Regions from separate parts of the Homo sapiens genome. Here all the other regions are linked to region 1. A link is a contact called in ENCODE Hi-C or POLR2A ChIA-PET data. All regions are on one chromosome and are shown on one strand. The core of a region is the stretch at or near the end of the contact, and the rest is flanking DNA. Distances in the headings are between cores, read along the strand shown.

What was found. A loop is a pair of places that touch in the nucleus more often than their neighbours do. ChIA-PET counts read pairs that join two places held with the same protein, here RNA polymerase II (POLR2A). Pooled maps may share reads with other maps.
Region 2: a pooled map shows a loop between it and region 1 (8-fold over the local background). The contact joins the promoter of SLC9A9 here to the promoter of XRN1 in region 1. A Hi-C loop is called at or near these places in 2 of 37 single-sample maps with no recorded cell type and 8 of 50 pooled maps.
Region 3: a map of CD4-positive, alpha-beta memory T cell shows a loop between it and region 1 (9-fold over the local background). The contact joins the promoter of PXYLP1 here to the promoter of XRN1 in region 1. A Hi-C loop is called at or near these places in 2 of 168 maps with a recorded cell type or tissue (CD4-positive, alpha-beta memory T cell and naive thymus-derived CD4-positive, alpha-beta T cell) and 9 of 50 pooled maps. POLR2A ChIA-PET finds 5 or more read pairs at or near these places in 1 of 52 experiments (CD4-positive, alpha-beta T cell).
Region 4: a pooled map shows a loop between it and region 1 (5-fold over the local background). The contact joins the promoter of ZBTB38 here to the promoter of XRN1 in region 1. A Hi-C loop is called at or near these places in 3 of 37 single-sample maps with no recorded cell type and 8 of 50 pooled maps. POLR2A ChIA-PET finds 5 or more read pairs at or near these places in 1 of 52 experiments (B cell).

What each region holds. Positions count from the first base shown.
Region 1 is chr3:142,446,428-142,449,637 of GRCh38, forward strand. It overlaps XRN1 (5'-3' exoribonuclease 1), which reads right to left and starts at 1,610. Exons shown (of 41, transcript NM_001282857.2): 1 at 1,443-1,610. The coding sequence starts at 1,517. ATR (ATR checkpoint kinase) reads right to left here. Exons shown (of 47, transcript NM_001184.4): 47 at 2,808-3,175. The coding sequence ends at 3,002. RefSeq lists an enhancer at 1,328-1,607.
Region 2 is chr3:143,846,859-143,850,068 of GRCh38, forward strand. SLC9A9 (solute carrier family 9 member A9) reads right to left here and starts at 1,610. Exons shown (of 16, transcript NM_173653.4): 1 at 1,290-1,610. The coding sequence starts at 1,464.
Region 3 is chr3:141,230,229-141,233,438 of GRCh38, forward strand. It overlaps PXYLP1 (2-phosphoxylose phosphatase 1), which reads left to right and starts at 1,597. Exons shown (of 6, transcript NM_001037172.3): 1 at 1,597-1,683. RefSeq lists a silencer at 1,336-1,715.
Region 4 is chr3:141,366,772-141,369,981 of GRCh38, forward strand. ZBTB38 (zinc finger and BTB domain containing 38) reads left to right here and starts at 1,733. Exons shown (of 6, transcript NM_001376113.1): 1 at 1,733-2,033; 2 at 3,101-3,175. RefSeq lists enhancers at 532-1,307, 1,135-2,334, 1,400-1,629, 2,084-2,859.

The DNA.
Region 1 (3,210 bases), core at 360-2,859:
CTATCCTTAGTGTCCATGTCATAAAACTGCATTAAAGAGATTTTCATTCTTCAGTAACAAAATTCCTCAGGATGGAGAGAATCTAAGATATTTTCACCAAACCAAATTCTGTGCCACAGACTACAGAATAAAAATATTACTGAACAAATTATGTATTAAATCATCACGAATAACAATCGCATTATTTTTGCACTTTAGAGATAAAGTGACTGATATATAGCAGGTACTGACTGAAGGATGCAAGAAAAGCCAAAGTTGGTTGTCTCCATTTCTGCAATGTACTGGTTTCCTTTTTAGCCCTCCCCGGGGGAAAAAAATACCTCTCTAAACCTAACTCAATCTATGTTTCAAATAAATTCAAGATAAGCTAACCTTGGAAACTTTTTGTAGTCTATTTCTCATCTACCAAATCTGATTGGAATCCAGCAACAAAAACTCCTTTCCAGAAGTAAACTACCTTCATGTTCGTAAATGCCGATTAAACCATAATTTAATAGGCTATTTACAATACTACCCATCACAACTGATTCAATCAGCTACACAAATTTCAAGCTTTTTTTCTGTAAAGCATCAGAAAAGAGATCAAATTCATTAAATGTGACAAACACCAAAGTATCACCCAAAGTCTAGTTTACCTAATAGACGACTGCTTTCTCCTCTCTTTCCACAGTTCCAATATATAAACTACGTTTTCGGAATCTACACATTAACGTTGTCCTGGGGTCAGTACATGCCAAATATTATTAGTAGTATTAATGTTCTATCAATTCGTTTCCCAACCCCCTCTGTCACACAGTGAGGCCTCCAAATAAAAGGTCCTACGCCCCACTCCCCAGCTGGCCCAAGAGTTTTTTGTTTTGGCAACAGGGGATTGGTGCTGCTTTTGAAATAACAGAAAGTAACAAAAGGCATCACCAATATGACCATCAGCCACGTCGGAAAGTCTAGGCTCCGGGGGCCGGGTGGGCCGCGCTCTAGATCAGGGAAAGTAAACAAGGTGACTGCGTGCGGAAGCGGCTGTTATCGTCTGTAAGTGGGTCTGCCGCTCTGGGTGGGATGGGGGAACCTACGAGGACACCCACTCCAGCTTCGCAGCCTCTGTAAGGAAAAAGGCAACTTGCAGCTCCCCGGGAGGAAACCGGAGAACAGTAAAAGCGTTCTTTCCCAGGACTTCATTTCGGAGTCGCGGAAGGACCAGCAGAAGCAAGAGCTGTCAGAGAAGCCGTGAACCCAGCGGCTCTGTCCACACACAGGCAACCTGCGTCCTTAGCCCCTTTCGGCTCATCCGGGCGTCCTCAAACCTTCCGTCCCCCTCCCTAATGCCACTAATCGTCCAGACGACGAGGGGAAAGAGGTGGCTCGAAAGCCCCAGCTCTAAGGTGGAGAGGGCCGCGGAGCCCCGGGTCCTCGGCTTTCTGAGCCGTTGCCCCTCGCTCACCCACCTGATGCTCTTTCACCACTTCGCTGAGACAGGGATACCGCTCTGAGATCCATCTGTAAAACTTGGGGACTCCCATTTCGATCGTCAACACTAATCCCAGTCAGGGCCAAACCGAAACCAAACGCCCCGCCGGGGCTCCGCCGCAGCCTCCGGTCGTCGCTCCGCGGATGACAACACACCGCCCGGCCGACCATAGAGAGCGCCCGGCGGGCCTAGAGCGGCAGGATCCGAGGCCGTCCGAGGGGCGGGGCTTAGCCCTCCGGGCCTCGCGCGGCCGGGGCCGCGGTACTGTCCAGTGGCGGTCAGGGAATCTGCGGAGGTTTGCTGGTGTGTTGCAACTTAGGGGCGAAAATGCCCCATGATAGAGTTGTGCTTTCTAAGTGGATTTGGAAGTGGCATGAAAACCGTACGAAGGTGTGGGAAGGGTATCGAACACTGATTTTTGTTCCGCTTGTCTCCTAGGGTTGCTAATCTCAGTATTTTTCATTCAGATTTCGAAAGATCTGGTGATTTACTTGGCTTAGTTTGTTGTTTTGTCAATAATTTTTTTTCTCTGAGGAATTTAAACTTACGTTTCTTAATACATACGTTTAAAAACGTTCTTTTCCAAATTGTTCAAAAAAATTTCCCATGTACCCGCCCCCCGCAACTGTTAACATAAGACCTTGGATACGAAATCATTTAATGTTTAGTTTTGACATTCTTGCATCCGGGTTTATCATATTTTTCCCCATCACACTTTCAACCGCACAGCAAAGGAGAGTTCTATCAACTTAAGTGAAATTATCAGTTTTAAATGTAAGAGTTTTCCACTTATTTGAATGTATTAACCCGTTACTTTGTATTTAAGTCTTCTGGATGAAAACTTACAGAAAAACCTTAAACATTTAATACTTTTTGGATTTTAAGATCTCAGGAAATGTTAAGTATCGCTGTCTTTCATGACCACTGGATTCTGCATTCTGGGACTGCAGTATGGCAGCATCACACAAATTACAGAATGTTTATTTCGTTTTCACATTCACGCTTCTTGGCTTATATTTTTTCCCTATCACACTTTAAAACAAAGTTTTATTAAGTGAACTTAATGATATGCTATTTATATTTATATATCTCTCTTACTAGACTGTCACTTCCTGGAGGGCAGGAGAGGGTAGCTCTATGCACAAGTCTGGCACAACGCCTTGCCCACAGTATTTATTCCATATAATTTTGTTCTTCAAGTGAATCCTTACAATAGCTAGGACTTTTAAAAGGAAATCAATAGAAGTTGTAAAATGAAATTAGACTTGCTTGTTTCTTGCAAATATAGTTTTTGACCATAAGAACACATGATATTCTATTTCTCCAATTATAATGCACAGTATGTATTAAGAAAGCAGTTTATTTCTTAATAACTGAATGTATATTATTTTACATATAATTAATGATCAGAGAGAAATAACAGTTGCTGAGAACGTAAATTTATGTTGTACTTTAGAATTGAACAGATACAACCACAGATTCATACCAAATGCATTACTTTTAGATTATTAACATATTCTTTTACATAATTTCATTTCACATATATGGAGTCCAACCAAGATACATCTGGCATAGTAAGTTTTCATCAGTAGCTTCCTGTATAAGGTAATGCACATGTCCTTCAATAGATAACGGCAGTCCTGTCACTCTATTTCGAGTCTTGATTACACCTTGTAGTCGCTGCTCAATGTCAAGAACATGGGTCTTGGCCTAAAAAGAAGAAACATAAAACCAAAAACAGATGT
Region 2 (3,210 bases), core at 360-2,859, 1.4 Mb after region 1:
ACCCATTAACTCGTCATTTAACATCAGGTATATCTCCTAATGCTGTCCCTCCCCACTCCCAAGCAAAAAATTTTTAAAAGACCCTCAGTACCAAGGAATTTAACTCTGTGCTCTGAATGGATCAGCATATCAGCCTCCTGAGCCTGAAACTTCCGCCTTATAGCTCAAGTATCTCACAGTGGGATCCACTTAAGGCTTAGGATTCCTTAGGTTCTGAAATCACAACTATACACTGTTAATATCAGGACACCACAGGATTAGCATATACAATGTGCATTGATCTGTACCCTGAATCTCAGGCTTAGGAAAGGGTTTCAGGATTTCCAAAATGAGGAAACCCCAAATATAAAAGTATGTTATTTGCTATAAATTATAGCAATGCCTTGCCTGTTGCCATTGTGTTCAAACTTCCTATCCATTATCAGGCTGAGATAAGAGCAGTGAAGTAAACTATTTCATCAGTAACACCAGTAAAAACTGGTGTCTTTCATTTTACTTTAAAAGATGAGAGTACAGACAGATAATCTCTGTCAGACTTTATTAAACTTTCTGAAAGGAATGATACGGTAAGTTGCCCAGAAAGAGCAATACTGCAGGTGTTAAATATTTTTCCACACCTTGGCCTCCAATACATAAATAGGAGATACATAACAAATAACACTAGCAATGATCATTATAAATTAGAACATCTGAAATCAGGCTAAGAAGTAAAAAGTACTGCATAAAGAAACTCTCGTTTATTTATAACTTTTTATTATAAGAAAATAAGACACTGTTCGTATAAATAAAAAGGACTTGGACACAATATTCTCTTAAGAGGGGTGGGGTTAGTTTCTGCAAGTTTTCTTCTTGAAATTAGTTGATATAAGAGGAATTACTCCAGGCATTTTGAAGTGATGTTTTTTCTAGAACTTCGTAATGTTCATCGGTGCAGCCAGTGAGAGAAGGCTGCTCTTTGTGACTGCAGAGCCATCACTTCCCAACATCATTACAAAAACAAACAGCTCGCCCTCGACTCCCCACATGACAATGGACCCGCATCTGTCAACAGACTTGCATTATGTGCCGTGTGAGAACATGACTGTGACATTTGCTCTCGTGACATGGCAAATTTCGGCGGCTTGTCTGTAAAGAGATTAGCATTCGTTACGCTGCAGCACCTTTCATCAAACTAATGACATTTCAATCAGCACATTTTCTCCAGTTTCGGTACTTTGCTATCTGAGCACAAGTCTCTAATTACGCTCAAGCAACAAGTTTCACATCAATCTCACAATTTATGCACTCACCATACACCATTGCTCCTCCAGTTTCATGCAAGAAGCGGAATCGATGATTTTTAAATAACCAGATTGTCAAAATGGTAAGGATGAGCAAAAAATTGAAGACAAGCAGCTCCACCGCTCCCTGATGTTGAAACTGATACTCATCCTTTTCTGACATAACCCTTGACTGTCTCTCCATTCCCCAGTCTTCTTGGGATTCCTTAGATAAAAACCTGGATAAAGGCTATTTTATCAAGATTTGCCTAAGACAGTCTGACTGCCTGAGAATTTCAGAAGAAACACTGCCACTTTAGTTGCTACTTCACAAGCATTCTGCCCTGGCTTAGTATTCAGATGGCTTCTAGTTACAACTTCCTGTTTCTCTCTTAAAGCAGCCCTGTCTCTTTTCAAACTCGAGAGTGTGTGGTTTCATCACTGACTCTTAATGTCTTTAAGTGATTCATCTCATGAAAATATCTTTCATACTGGACAAATCTGCAAGCAATGATGCTAAGATCTTGAATCACGGTCTTATTATTCCAAATAAGTCTTCTTAAGCTGCATAAATATGAACTGTAGATTAATAATAAAAAAGGTAGCCTTACACTAGCAACGTTTTCTAAGTTCAAAAAGCCAATTCCTGACTCAACTTCACCTAAATGCAAGATCTTTCCTCTCTAACCAAGACCTGCCAAAGTGATGGGGATTGATAGCACAGTTATCAATCAGCCTCTGTGCTCTAAATGGATCAGCATATTAGCCTCCTGAAAAGATATTACACTGCTTAGCCTGAAACTTCCGCCTCATAGCTCAAGTATCTCACAATGGGATTCACTTAAGGCATAGGGTTTCTTATAGGGTTTCTTATGCTCTCAAATCATGACTGTACATTGGTTAAGCAAACCTAAAGTGATTTCACAGGATTTTTTTTTTTTTTTTTTAGTTGAGAAGCAAGAAAGGATTTAGTATATGACTCTATTTGGCTTTATATAATTGATAGTTGCAGAGCAGCCTTTAAACTCTAAATCAATTGTTTTTCTTTTAACAAGAGAAAACAATGAAAGCAAAAGACAAATAAAATTCCATCCCCATCTCTACAACTGTACTGTTTGGATACGTTGAGACAAAAAAGAAAAAAAACAAAACACATTACTTCGAAAGAGAAACTCACGCAGCCATCCTCAGCAACGCCACATGCATGGATTTCTCTTTGTAGGGTTCCTGGTCTCGGCATCCAGGACCCACAGAAATCTGCAATAGATCACAACCTCCTCTGTCCTATGGCAAAACAATGTTGCTCACTGAGAAATGGTTCTGCCACCAGAAATGAAAGCTCTGTATTCACAGGATTCTGATCATAAGAGTGATGATTCTTCAGATCATCTTCCATGTGGCAGGTTGCTCCTGTCTGATTTCATATTTTTCTACTTTAAAATAGTTCAAGATAATACCATGGGTTCTGCAGCTTTTTTTTCCTTTTCTTTCTTTTTTCTTAGCAAATATTATGACCTGCTTGCTTTTAACACTTGATCCTATAACACATTTGGGTATATCCTGGGGTTAGCTGATTTTTTTTTTCATTTTACCATATCATTGTAATTTGGGAGTATTAATCACTTATGATCCCCATTTTGACACAATTAATGCTCAATTTATACAATGTGATTTCTTATTGAGTAGGCTGAGCCCAAATGCGTCCTGAAACAATTTTTGTCACTAAAAGCTAAAGGTCAAGCATGTAATATTATTGGGAGCTAACTACCTCCTCAACAAACAGTTTCACCATGAGAGCAAGTCTATCAACCCCTTAATACAAAGCTCTGCTGTTTCAGCATCTTTGCTTTGTGCAACTTTGGAAGCTTATTTCCTCTCTGAGTTTAACTTAGCAGAGGGTATTTATGTGTGCTGCAGATGTTCTTCTGACACGCTACCCTTTTTGGCAGGA
Region 3 (3,210 bases), core at 347-2,846, 1.2 Mb before region 1:
GCGGATCAACCCTTTGTGATTTAAGTTAGTGTGAATTGGGTTGTCTTTTACAGCAGAAAGCACCTTGACTAACCCATGTAGAGAAGAGGGTGACAGTGTGAGCTAAGCAGTAGAGCCTGCAATCCGTGAGAGGACAATCAGAAGGGGCAGAGGAGACATTGTTGGGCGGGCTGCGGTGGGCTTCTGTGGGGGCCAGGTGGGAGAGTTGGGGGTGATGCCAAAGGGGACAGTGAAAAGATTTTGTGCTCATGGATTGGGAGAGGCTGTCAGTATTCAGGGCAGAAAAAAGGCCCGGGATAGCGCTGCATCGGGGGAATACCAGAGGCGGACAGGCAGCAAAGTCCGGTACTGACGAGCCATTAAGGCACCTGATGAAGAAGGCATGACAGGTGGCTGAGAGAATGGCGAGACCACGGGGATAAATGGAGTTGGGAGCTTGGAAGAGGTAAAATTTAGTGCCAGACGTGGTAACTTGAGGAGGAAAGTTCTAAGAAAAAAACCGGAGGGTAGGGGGAAATATGGCTAACATATCTGAGCCAAGTGTGTGGATTTGAGAGCCATCAATCAAGGAGAGAAAGCAGAAGTCAAGGGATGAGATCCTCCCAAAGGTGCACCTCAAAGGTATATAGTAGCAAATTCGAATCCGTATCTATTTTGCCTGAGGCTAGTTGTGCTAGGACACACAGGGTTGCTGTAGACCTCGAGCTGACAGCAAAGACCTCTCTGATAATCGCTGTTGGTCGTTTCATCTCCCACAGAGAAATCTGGTGGAAATCTCCACCAGCTGGAACCTAACATTTGCAATAAATGACCCACAAATACTGATCAAACCAAATACAACCGTTCGCCTATCAGATGTCTAACGGGGCGTTACAGGCAGCCCTCAAGTGCTCTGAGGATCTTCAGCAGCGGCTCCAAGGAAGCCGCGGGCCGGGAGCAGGTGGGAAGGGCGACTGCGCGGGGCCACGACCTCCCCGGGTCTCTGCAGACCGTTGGAGACGGAGCAGCAGCGAGGACTAGAGCAACACAAGGCCGGATGTGTTCTGAGCCGGAAGAGGAGTGTGGGATAGGCCGAAAGGGGTGGGGGGTGGGGGGTGACAGTTTGGGTCTACGTGGCAGCAGGCGCACCCCAGACGCGCGCGCCCACCCGGCGATAGCATCAGCGGCGCCAGGGCAGGCACATGGCCCCAAAGCACCCACACTAGGGCCCGGGCCGGCCAGGGCTGTGTTCCTGGGCCTTGGCGCGCCTCCGCGCAGTCCCTGATCGCAGGTCAGGAGTTGTGAGGCACGCGAGAGCCCTGCGCGTCTGTGGTCGTGGTCCCTGCGCGCTCGGCTTGTCCGTGCCCGTGGCTTTGCACGCCGAGGGCTCTGCAGACTGACCAGTCTCTCCGGGCTGTGCTGGGCCTCCCAGAGGCAGTGTCCTCTCAGCAACCCCGCGCGGTCGCCCCCGCCCAGCCGCACCGCAACACCGCCTCCGGGGCGGAGCTCCAGGGCTCCTGGTGCAGGGCCGGCCGAACTGAGACGGGGCGCGGCGGGGTCGGCAGGGGGCGCTGCCGGGCCCCGCGAGCTCCCCGGTGGCGGGTGCGCGCCGCCCTCGCCTCCCCTCGCGCCGGGAGGAGCTGGCGGCGAGCGCCGAGCCGGGCGCGCAGCGACGGAGCTGGGGCCGGCCTGGGACCATGGGCGGTGAGTGCGGCGCGGGCCTGGGCCGGGGCGGTTGCCGTTGGGGCCGAGCAGCGCAGAGGTTCTAGGCGGGTGGGCGTCCAGGGTCCGAGGTTGGGAGACTGAGGGGGTCCCCCTAACTCGCCAGTGGGAGAGGGGCGGGAAGGCTGGGGGCGCTTCGAAGCGTCGGGTCCGAATCCCGCGACTAAGCCTCCTCCTTTATCCCCGCGCTCGCCCCTGAGCCTAGGACTTGCGCCCTCTTTCCTGCCACTCCCCCCGTGCGCCCGGTGTCCCAGCCCCGGCGCCCGCCCCATAGCCCCCTTCTCCCAGAGCTGGCGCCGTCTCACGCCCGCTGCGAACCCCCGGCTCTGTCTCCAAGCCCTCGCCCCCCGCAGCCCCGCACTCTCCCGCGGAGCCCGCCTCCACCTCGCCCCCGCCCTTCCAGCCCTCTCCCGCACGGCCCCCGCACTCCCGCCGCTGGATTCCAGCCGAGATTCAAGCTCCCGGGATCCCCCTTCCCGGGCGGTCCTGAGCCGGCTAGTCTCCAGGTAAGGAGGCGGCCGCAACTTCGCGGCCTTTCCCGGAGACGGGGCTGGCTCCTCTTGGCAGCCACCTGCAGCCTGACGCCTCCGGGAGTCCCGGGCCTGGCCACGGGGCCGCCCGAGCGCAGGTTAACATTCCTGGATGCGCAGGTTAGGACCGTGTGGTGTAGACCCACGACGTTGCTTTTGCTGGTGAACTTGCCTATGTCCTGATCTTTTAAATAAGCTGGGTTTGTCACACACACACACACAGAGAGAGAGAGAATGGATTTGCTTAGGGTAGGTTGCCTGCTTTGCAGCCGCAGCTGCCTTTTAAATTGTACCTGTGGATGGTAAAGGATTCACGGTGCAGGACGTGGAGCCATATTTTCCCGCTTCGGCTGTGAGTTCAGCGATTGCGAGGGGGCTCTGTAGTGAGTGAGGTTATCACCGCCTGGCTAGCCAGTGTCTTTGTGGAAAGGCAAGGATCCTTTGTAAGCATTCAACAAGTAAAATCAGGAGAGATGGGGAATCAGATCGAGCTGTGAATGGGGAAGTGTAGGGGGGTGGATGGGGGATCGGAGAGTGCTCCACAAATGGAGCCGTTTGTTGATATTTGCAGAAGGCCCGTGGGTGTGAAGCTGGCAGTGCGGAGCCCACCCTTTCAAACGGGATGCGACTGCGGTCGGGCTTGGCAGTAACTTACCCTCCTCAGAGGTGTTGGTGCCCAATCGGGACATCTGTGGGAAGGGGATTTATAGCAGATGGATCAAAAGGCCTCGGGCGCGGTGGCTCACGCCTGTAATCCCAGCACTTTGGGAGGCCGAGGCGGGCGGATCACCAGAGGTCGGGAGTTCGAGACTAGCCTGACCAACATAAAAACCCCGTCTCTACTAAAAATACAAAATTAGCCAGGCGTGGTGGTGCATACCTGTAATCCCAGCTACTCAGGAGGCTGAGACAGGAGAATCGCTTGCACCTGGGAGGCAGAGGTTGCAGTGAGCTGAGATTGCGCCATTGCACTCCAGCT
Region 4 (3,210 bases), core at 483-2,982, 1.1 Mb before region 1:
GGAAATTCCTGGTTTTGTCTTCCTCTTGGAATGAGACATTTACTCTAAGAGAATCATGGAAAAGTACAAACCACAGAATCATAAACCACAGAGGGAGAAGCTACCTCGTAGGTCATTCTTATGCTGGGCCCAGATACCCCGATAAGCAGATGTTCTCTTCTCACCACCCCTCCTCGCCTTTGCTTGCCCACAGCCATTGCCAGGACTCTTCCTCAGGCCCAGAAAGGCAGCTGATTCCTGGTAGGAGGGCGCTAAGAGTAGAAAGTAACTACCATTGTCAGGTCCAGATCTGTTCCCAATCCCTTCTCACTCCTCCTGCACTCTAAAACCACACCACAGTTCCAACTCTTTCTGAGTCTGGAATCTTTGAGAGTGCCGTCATGTCCTTCTTCCTGTAGCCTTCTTGTCCACCCCAGATGGACTGACCCTCCCACCTACATCCATGAGGCCAGAAGGCAACAAAGACAAGCGTGGACTCTGGCTCCCGCCGAGGTACTCTGTACCCCGTGGCTCTCGGATTTTGCATCTACCACATGCCACAGGCTTGCGTCCATCCGACCTCCCTAGTTTCTCATCCCCACTTGAACCTGATGACTGATTCGCCCTCCTGGCTACGCTGAGTAAGCCACCCACTTGCCAAACCTCAGACCTGGTGTTGACGCAGTAAGAAGGCATGAGGCCCATGTTGCCAGAACATTCCTAATTGTTTCATTGTTTCCTTGTAGGATGTGGTTTCAAGTCCCATCTTTGTCTCTTTTCTCCTGGCCAGGTTGCCCTTGGTCAATATTCCTTCATTCACTCCAGCCACTCAGCACCGTGATTAAGAAAACAGGATGTGAGATTAGATGATCCAGGCTCTGCCATGAACTAACTAGCTGTGAGGCTTTAGAGAAGTGTCTTAACCTCTCTGAGCATCCATTTCTTTCTCTATAGCATTAGGAATATTAATAGTACCTACCTCACAGCTTTTTTGTTGTGATAATACCAATAAATGAAATAATCTTCATAAAGCACAGAGGCTTGAATGTTCACTCTAAGTATTTAATATGTGTCCTCTACTATTTTATTTTACAATTATCATTCCTTAATTCATCATATAATTACCAAGCCTCATGCCAGGCACTGAGATATAAATATCCCCTTTAAAGAGTGGTCATGTCTTAAATCCAGGAAGAGCTAGTTCATGTTGGCACCCAGGGTAGGGAGCGAAGCCCAGGGCCACAGCACAGAGGCAGAGGAGAATAGACACTGACCACCAGGAGCTGCCCGGGGATGGTGACAAAAGTGCCTTCCACCTTTCCGCATCTCTTTCAATACCACTGCAACTCCTTGAGTAAGGTGGGCACCACACAGAAGAAGGGGGATGGCAGAGGGGCAGTGAGAGGTCCCCAGGGAAACACCCTCTTCTTCTTCCCTGCTTCTCTGACAGAGCACGGCCATGCCTCTGCCATGCAGGAGGGTGATGTCCTTTGGGGAGGCCTTGTTGAATCTGTCTGGGGCTGTTCCGGAAGTAGGAAGGGCGGCTGGGGGTGGGGAGACGGCAGGAATGTTCTCCTGGCCTGCTGGTCTGTGCCGGCGAGTGTGCTGAGAGGAGGGCCTCTGGACATCAAAGGTTCCTTTTGTCCCCTTCCGAGTGGCAGGGCAGCCCGGCCCGGGCTGCTGGCGATGACTCAGGCCTGGCCCTGACGTCACCCACGCCCGGCCACTGGCCTCCCTCTGAAGCCAGGAAACTAGTTGGGGAGTGGCACTCGCAGCTGCAGCAAATCTCAAAATAAAGAGGCAACGGCCTTTCTCTTCCTCTCCATCTCCCTATAGCACACCTTTTATTTCTTTTCTTCTTTTTTTTAAGCCTCACGAAAGATTTTACTTGTAGATCAACTTTCAAAATGTAGGAAGTCAGAATGGGTGACATCATCAGAAAAATATGTGGAGCTGATCACAAGAAGTGAAGAACCCAGAGCACGAAAGCGGTTGTGACTCCTGGGCCCAGGGAGTTGACAGCGTCTGGGTTTCAGAGGAGCCAGCGCCTCCGAGTAAGTGAAGGCCCACTTTTGGCCCCCCCTCACTCAGCGCCCTTCACCGTAGGGCGCCATCTTGTTCCCTGACGCCTACAGCTTGCCAAGCCCCAGCCCAGAGTTGGGAGTAGGGACTGCATTTGGGAGACCCTCTAAATACGGCCCCAAAGGGATCTGATATCTCTCTCCACAGGATCAGAAAAGAATGCAAAAAAAAAAAAAAAAAACAATACTAAGACGGAAACCCTGGGGAGAACAGCCCAACTGATGCCTTTCCCTGTCAACCCTCTTGTTTTGCCTCCTCTTCCTCCCCTCACCTGAGTATTCCGTTTCAGGCTGTCAGAATGTTTGTTCAGAGTTCTGGATTGTTTGCTTCCTAGATCTTATACTGAGCGATCAGACATAAAAATAAACCCTGTTCTAGGCAAATACGTGTCCTGTGCCATCAAATGGTATTTTCACACTTAACCTGGTAAAATATGACAGCCCTGGTAAAAAGATGTACATAATTGTGCTGCCTTTACTGAGCACGTTTCTGATTGTTCTGTGTATGAACCTCCATTATCTTATCGCCCTGTTTACAGAGGACTTATTTTCATTCCTACTTGTGCCATCGTATCTGGGATGATATTAAGCACAAAGACACAATGTGTCTGTTTTAACTTTGTCTAAAAACTCATAGTTCTTTACAAAGCCTATAATTTCACGACCTCTGGAAGTTCCTACCCAAGAAAGTTAAGTTCCCAAGAGAAAAGTTTTGACACATACATGAGAACAGCACGTAGGCATAGAAATCATACCCTGATTTTCCCGGCTTCTAAGTCATCCCCTGAGTCAGCATCTAGTCTTCGTATAGCTGACGTACCAGGGGAGATCTGTTCTTCAGAAATTCTATGTTAAAATGACTGGGAGCGGGGAGGCGTAAGTCTCATTTTAAAGGCAGTAAGGAAGCTTGTCATTTACTGGAAAACAGTGGCATATTCCTTTGTAAATGGACAACTCCCTTTGGAAATTAACTATCACACACTAAAATATCTGTTTTATAGGCCTTATGTTTTACTTTTTGTTTTACTTTAATATATTAGGTTGTCTTGAAGTGAGGCTCTGCTGTAGTCCTGTTCTTCTGGCTCTAAGATCTGAATGTTGTGACCACTAATTTGGTAAGTGTCATTTGTCCCCAACAGCTACTTAAATT